Regions from separate parts of the Homo sapiens genome. Here region 1 is linked to region 2. The links are chromatin contacts, found by Hi-C or POLR2A ChIA-PET in ENCODE. All regions are on one chromosome and are shown on one strand. Each heading gives the region's core, a stretch centred on a gene start or an enhancer-like site at or near the end of the contact. The rest is flanking DNA. Distances are from core to core; before and after follow the strand shown. Region 1 holds the start of LINC01252 (long intergenic non-protein coding RNA 1252). Region 2 holds the start of BCL2L14 (BCL2 like 14).

Region 1 (2,700 bases), core at 152-2,651, 520 kb after region 2:
ATTATGGCAGCCAAAGCAAATAAATACAGCATCAAGCTTATCAGAATCCACTTGCATCATGCTTGCTAATATCCCCATTGTCAAAGCTAGTCACAAGGCTAAGCCTGCTGTCACCATGAGAGGGGACTATACAAGGGCGTGCATTCTGAGAGGTGTGGTTCATTGGAGAAATCAAAGTAACAGTGTGCAGTGAGATTTATTAGATCATTTCATGTATCATAATAAAAGACATTGAATTTCTGATGAAGGATTTCGAATGTGGTAAAATAATTCAGTGGGAACCCAACGCAGTACCTTGAAAGAGAGTTACCTTGGGTCAAGTACAATAATTGGCACTCAGACCTGACACTTCCTTTTCAATAGACTAAATTCACCATGCAGCAATTATTGGAGCTAACAAAGTGTAATCTGTATTGGAAGAGAGTTATTGAAACCAGTATTTAAAAACATTATAGCAGAACTCTTCAAATAAATTCTTATATTAACACAGAAACAAGTATGGCAGAATACTCACGGTTATTTTATTTAAAGTTGGGTTTTTCGAGTACCCTCTATTTTCATGTATTTTGGGAAATTTTAGTAATGAAAGCAAATAGTGAAACAGAATTAAATATCCATTTTATAAAATACGACAAACAAGAGGAGAGCGGCTCTGAATTCCACCCCTGTGGAATTCAGGACTGCCATAGAGCGTATTTTCAAAACTGTTGATTTTGACAAGGCTGACTAGGAGATGCCCTAGAAGCCCCAGGTATGTGTTTCAGTATGATTCTGGCAACGCTGACTTAAAGCACTAAGTAGAATCAGTAGCCTACAGTGGATACTGCCCCATAAGGAGTGACGGGGGAAACGTTGCTGATTAAATAAATGGTCTTTTGAATTGGGCTGATGGTAGATGCTATAACTGAAGTTGCAAACCACACTGGGTTCGTTTGCTAGGGCTGCTGTAATAAATGACCACAAGCTGGGTATCTTAAAACAGCAGAAAGTTACTCTCTCACAGTTCCGGAGGCCAGAGGTCTGAGATCCGGGTGCTGGTGTGTCCGGAATCGGTGGGTTCTTGGTCTCACCGACTTCAAGAATGAAGCCGCGGACCCTCGCGTGAGTGTTACAGTTCTTAAAGGCGGCGTGTCCGGAGTTTGTTCCTTCTGATGTTCAGATGTGTTTGGAGTTTCTTCCTTCTGGTGGGTTCGTGGTCTCGCTGGCTTCAGGAGTGAAGCTGCAGACCTTCGCGGTGAGTGTTACAGCTCATAAAGGCAGTGTGAACCCAAAGAGTGAGCAGTAGCAAGAGTTATTGCAAAGAGCGAAAGGACAAAGCCTCCACAGTGTGGAAGGGGACCCGAGCGCGTTGCCACTGCTGGCTCGGGCAGCCTGCTTATATTCTCTTATCTGGCCCAACCCACATCCTGCTGATTGGTAGAGCCAATGGTCTGTTTTGACAGGGCGCTGATTGGTGCGTTTACAATCCCTGAGCTAGACACAAAGGTTCTCCACGTCCCCACCAAACTAGCTAGATACCGAGTGTCCACACAAAGGTTCTCCAAGTCCCCACCAGAGTAGCAAGATACAGAGTGTCCATTGGTGCATTCACAAACCCTGAGCTAGACACAGGGTGCTGATTGGTGTGTTTACAAACCTTGAGCTAGATACAGAGTGCCCATTGGTGTATTTACAATCCCTGAGCTACACATAAAGGTTCTCCACGTCCCCACCAGACTCAGGAGCCCAGCTGGCTTCACCCAGTGGATCCCCCACCGGGGCTGCAGGTGGAGCTGCCTGCCAGTGCGGTGCCGTGTGCCTGCACTCCTCAGCCCTTGGGTGGTCGATGGGACTGGGCTCCGCGGAGCAGGGGGTGGCGCTTGTCGGGGAGACTCCGGCTGCACAGGAGCCCACGGAGGTGGGGGAGGCTCAGGCATGGCGGGCTGCAGGTCCCGAGCCCTGCCCCGCGGGAAGGCAGCTAAAGCCTGGCGAGAAATTGAGCACAGCAGCTGCTGGCCCAGGTGATAAGCCCTTCACTGCTCGGGCTGGTGGGGCCGGCCTGCCGCTCCGAGTGCTGGGTCCGCCGAGCCCACGCCCACCCGGAACTCGCGCTGGCCCGGAAGCACCGCGCGCAGCCCCTGTTCCCGCCCGCGCCTCTCCCTCCACACCTCCCTGCAAGCTGAGGGAGCCGGCTCCGGCCTTGGCCAGCCCAGCAAGGGGCTCCCACAGTGCAGCGGTGGGCTAAAGGGCTCCTCAAGTGCCGCCAAAGTGGGAGCCCAGGCAGAGGAGGCGCCGAGAGCGAGCAGGGCTGTGAGGACTGCCAGCACGCTGTCACCTCTCACTGGCAGGGTTAGGTTTTTCTGGGGGCTGTGAGAGAGAAACCAGTCTGTGCGTCTCTTTGGCATTCCTGGGCATCCCTCCAGGCTCCGCCTGTGCTGTCACACTGAGTTCCCCCTGTGTGTCTGCTTTCTCCTCTTATAAGTGATATAGGAGTTAAGAAGAAATTATTTAGGCAGATAGTGAGGGTAAGGAAGTCCTCAGTAAGGTTTTCCTTTTAATGAAAAGCAGCCCTCAAATCGTTTTCTTTTCTTACAATGAGCAGCCTGTAAAATCAAGCTGCAGACATAGACAAGCAAGCTAGAAGCTTGCACGGGTGAATGCCAGCAGCTGTGCCAATAGGAAAAGGCCACCTGGGACTAGGCATGTCCAACTTCGTATACT
Region 2 (2,700 bases), core at 38-2,537:
GCTAACGGATAAGCACACAGAGGAAACTGCAGCAAGCACCTCGTGTTTCCACACACAGAGGCGGCCACCACCCAGTGCCCCAGTTACGCTGGACACCTGGTTCGCTGTGCCTCTGCCTGTCCCAGCGGTGAGGGGTGTGGAGAATCCCTTGGTGGCTGTCCCAGCAGAAGAGCTGACTTCATGTGCTCAGGACACACAGTTGAGGCCTGAGTGGATCTCGTGGGCACTGACACTCATCCCCACGGAGCCTCCCACAGCACATCCTAAGCTCAGCTTGGTTCTGTTGTCCGGAGCCTCCCCTTCTGCCCCTCTCCTCTCCCCCTCACTTCAGACCTCTCAGGCTCTTCGTGCCTTCTGCCTGGACTGTTCTTTAATACTAAAGGTGAAATGAGGAATGAGAGAAAGTGCCTTAACTTCCCACAATAGAAGCTGAATGCTAGACAGAGCCTCAGGTCATATTCACCAAACAGAAGGTCCGAGGCTCTGATTGTGGAAAGAAGGGGACAGGGAGCTCAGGGAGGAGGGAGCTTTCTAGAGGGGAGAGAGGAGAGAGAAGGGTCTTCCATTTACCTGTGCCTTAGACTCAAGGAATTCTCTGGGGGTCTAGACCTCCTGCGGATGAGTGCCCAAGTTCCCACGAGGTACTCAGGACTCTGATCTCAAACCAGGAATTCCCATGCTGGCTTCAGTCCCTGAATCCTCGTGGTCTCCAGCTTGGGCAGTGGTGTCCCTGGCCACGGAATGGCTGTCATGTCATTGCATACCTCCCCAGATACATAAGCAGAGAAGACTGAGTAACGTCACATACCTCAACCAGTAATGTGTTCTTAACTGAATGTCCCAAACCCTTTGTAGCAAAAGAGAAATGAAAGAGAAACCTAAATAACCTTTCTTCGTCTTTCCTGGAAACCCCGCTAAACTAGATTCTCAATGTCATTTTGTGTCCTGAGACTTACATGATAAGAACTTTGTAATAAACCCAGTAAAGAGCTCCCTGAATTAGACTGCCTCATTTGGCAAACAGCTAAAGACCAGGCTGTGTCCTCCTGCAAAGGCTGAGGATGAAGACTGGTGCCTCCTGGTGTTACCTGGTCTGGAAGCTGTCTGTGATTTCTTCTGCTTCAGGTCAGGTGGCAGTAAGGATATTTCTATACCTGAGTCTCTCTCCACGAAACTTAAGAGGAAACTTTCAACAGGTCTTCTTGGCTTGTCGTTTGGAAAGACTCAGGTAGTTTAGAGCCCCAGGCTCTAAACTTTCTTCAGGTTTAGGACTCAGCCTGAAAAGAGGCTTAAAGAAGGAGAACCACTTCCTTATTACGCCCTGCCCCTGGCTTTTTAATTGAAGGAGGGGCTGATCTTTGCCCGTGTAATTTGACTCTAAAAGGAATTCTATATCCATTACCTAGCACTCTTCCTGCCCTTTGGGATAACTAGGTGGGTGTTCTGATACTTCTTTACTATCCTTATCAGTTGTTAGTTAAACAAATGTTTACTGACCGCCTAACATGGTACAGGTACTGTACACATATTTAATCTTTTTTTTTTTTTTGAGACAGAGTTTCACTCTGTTGCCCAGGCTGGAGTGCAGTGGTGCGATCTTGGCGCACTGCAACCTCCGCCTCCTGGGTTCAAGCGATTCTCATATCTCAGCCTCCTGAGTTTCTGGGATTACAGGCTTGCACCAGCACGCCTGGCTAATTTTTGTATTTTTAGTAGAGACAGGGGTTTCACCATGTTGGTCTCGAACTCCTGGCCTCAGGTGGTCTGCCCTCCTCGGCCTCCCAAAGTGCTGGGATTACAGGCGTAAGCCACTGCGCCCGGCCAACATATTTAATCTTAACAACATTGAGAGGCAGGCGTTACGATTCCCATTGCACAGATGAGGAAACTGAGGCTCAGAGAGGTGAAGTATCTTGCTACGGATCCCTATCAGTTGAGCTGAGATCCAAATCGTGCTCTTTCTGGCTTTACACTCTATCATGTCACCTCTCCTATGTGACTCAAAGATTGTGTTCAAGTGGAACCACTGGAAAAGTGTTCAAAAAGGAATCTAAGCACAGCCATAGTAAAAACCACAAAAACCCACTGAAAGGCCAAATGTCATAACTTTAGAGATGGAATTCCCTATTATATGAAATAGGAAACAGTTACATCTGATTTTATGCTCTTTCCAGAGTCTTAAGTGAAATAGATATATATGGCCATGCTTGAGATCATAAACCCTGGACCGCTGGTCAAACTGTGACGATGAAGGAAGTGTGAATAGTGAAAGGGGAATTAATGCTATTTTCGTAAAAGTGGGGAAGAATGGGTCATTTAAATATTAGGCAAACAGATCCACAAGAGACAAACAGATGGTAGTTATGGGAAAGTTAGATATTTAGTAACTCGAGGTGAATTTTCACCAGCAAACTAATATTTTTTGCACCAGTGAGGTCAATGTAGAGGGTATTAAAGAAATACTAAGAATGATTTTTCTCTTTTTATAAAAACTTGCCACCTTTTTTTTTTTTTTTTTGAGACGGAGTCTTGCTCTGTCGCCCAGGCTGGAGTGCAGTGGTGCGATCTTGGCTCACTGCAAGCTCCACCTCCTGGGTTCACGCCATTCTCCTGCCTCAGCCTCCCAAGTAGCTGGGACTACAGGCGCCCGCCACCAAGCCTGGATAATTTTTTTTTTTTTTTGTATTTTTAGTAGAGACG

The links. Hi-C counts contacts between places; a loop is a spot of excess contacts on that map. ChIA-PET counts read pairs that join two places held with the same protein, here RNA polymerase II (POLR2A). Pooled maps may share reads with other maps.
Region 1: a pooled map shows a loop between it and region 2 (3-fold over the local background). The contact joins the promoter of LINC01252 here to the promoter of BCL2L14 in region 2. A Hi-C loop is called at or near these places in 7 of 50 pooled maps. POLR2A ChIA-PET finds 5 or more read pairs at or near these places in 5 of 52 experiments (activated CD4-positive, alpha-beta T cell, activated CD4-positive, alpha-beta memory T cell, activated T-cell and 2 more).

Annotation. Positions count from the first base shown.
Region 1 is chr12:11,546,731-11,549,430 of GRCh38, reverse strand. LINC01252 (long intergenic non-protein coding RNA 1252) reads right to left here and starts at 1,401. Exons shown (of 8, transcript NR_033890.1): 1 at 1,071-1,401. The region is part of intron 2 of LOC124902877 (a long non-coding RNA gene); the gene reads left to right.
Region 2 is chr12:12,069,526-12,072,225 of GRCh38, reverse strand. BCL2L14 (BCL2 like 14) reads right to left here and starts at 1,287. Exons shown (of 6, transcript NM_138723.2): 1 at 1,089-1,287. RefSeq lists an enhancer at 991-1,080 and a silencer at 2,450-2,629.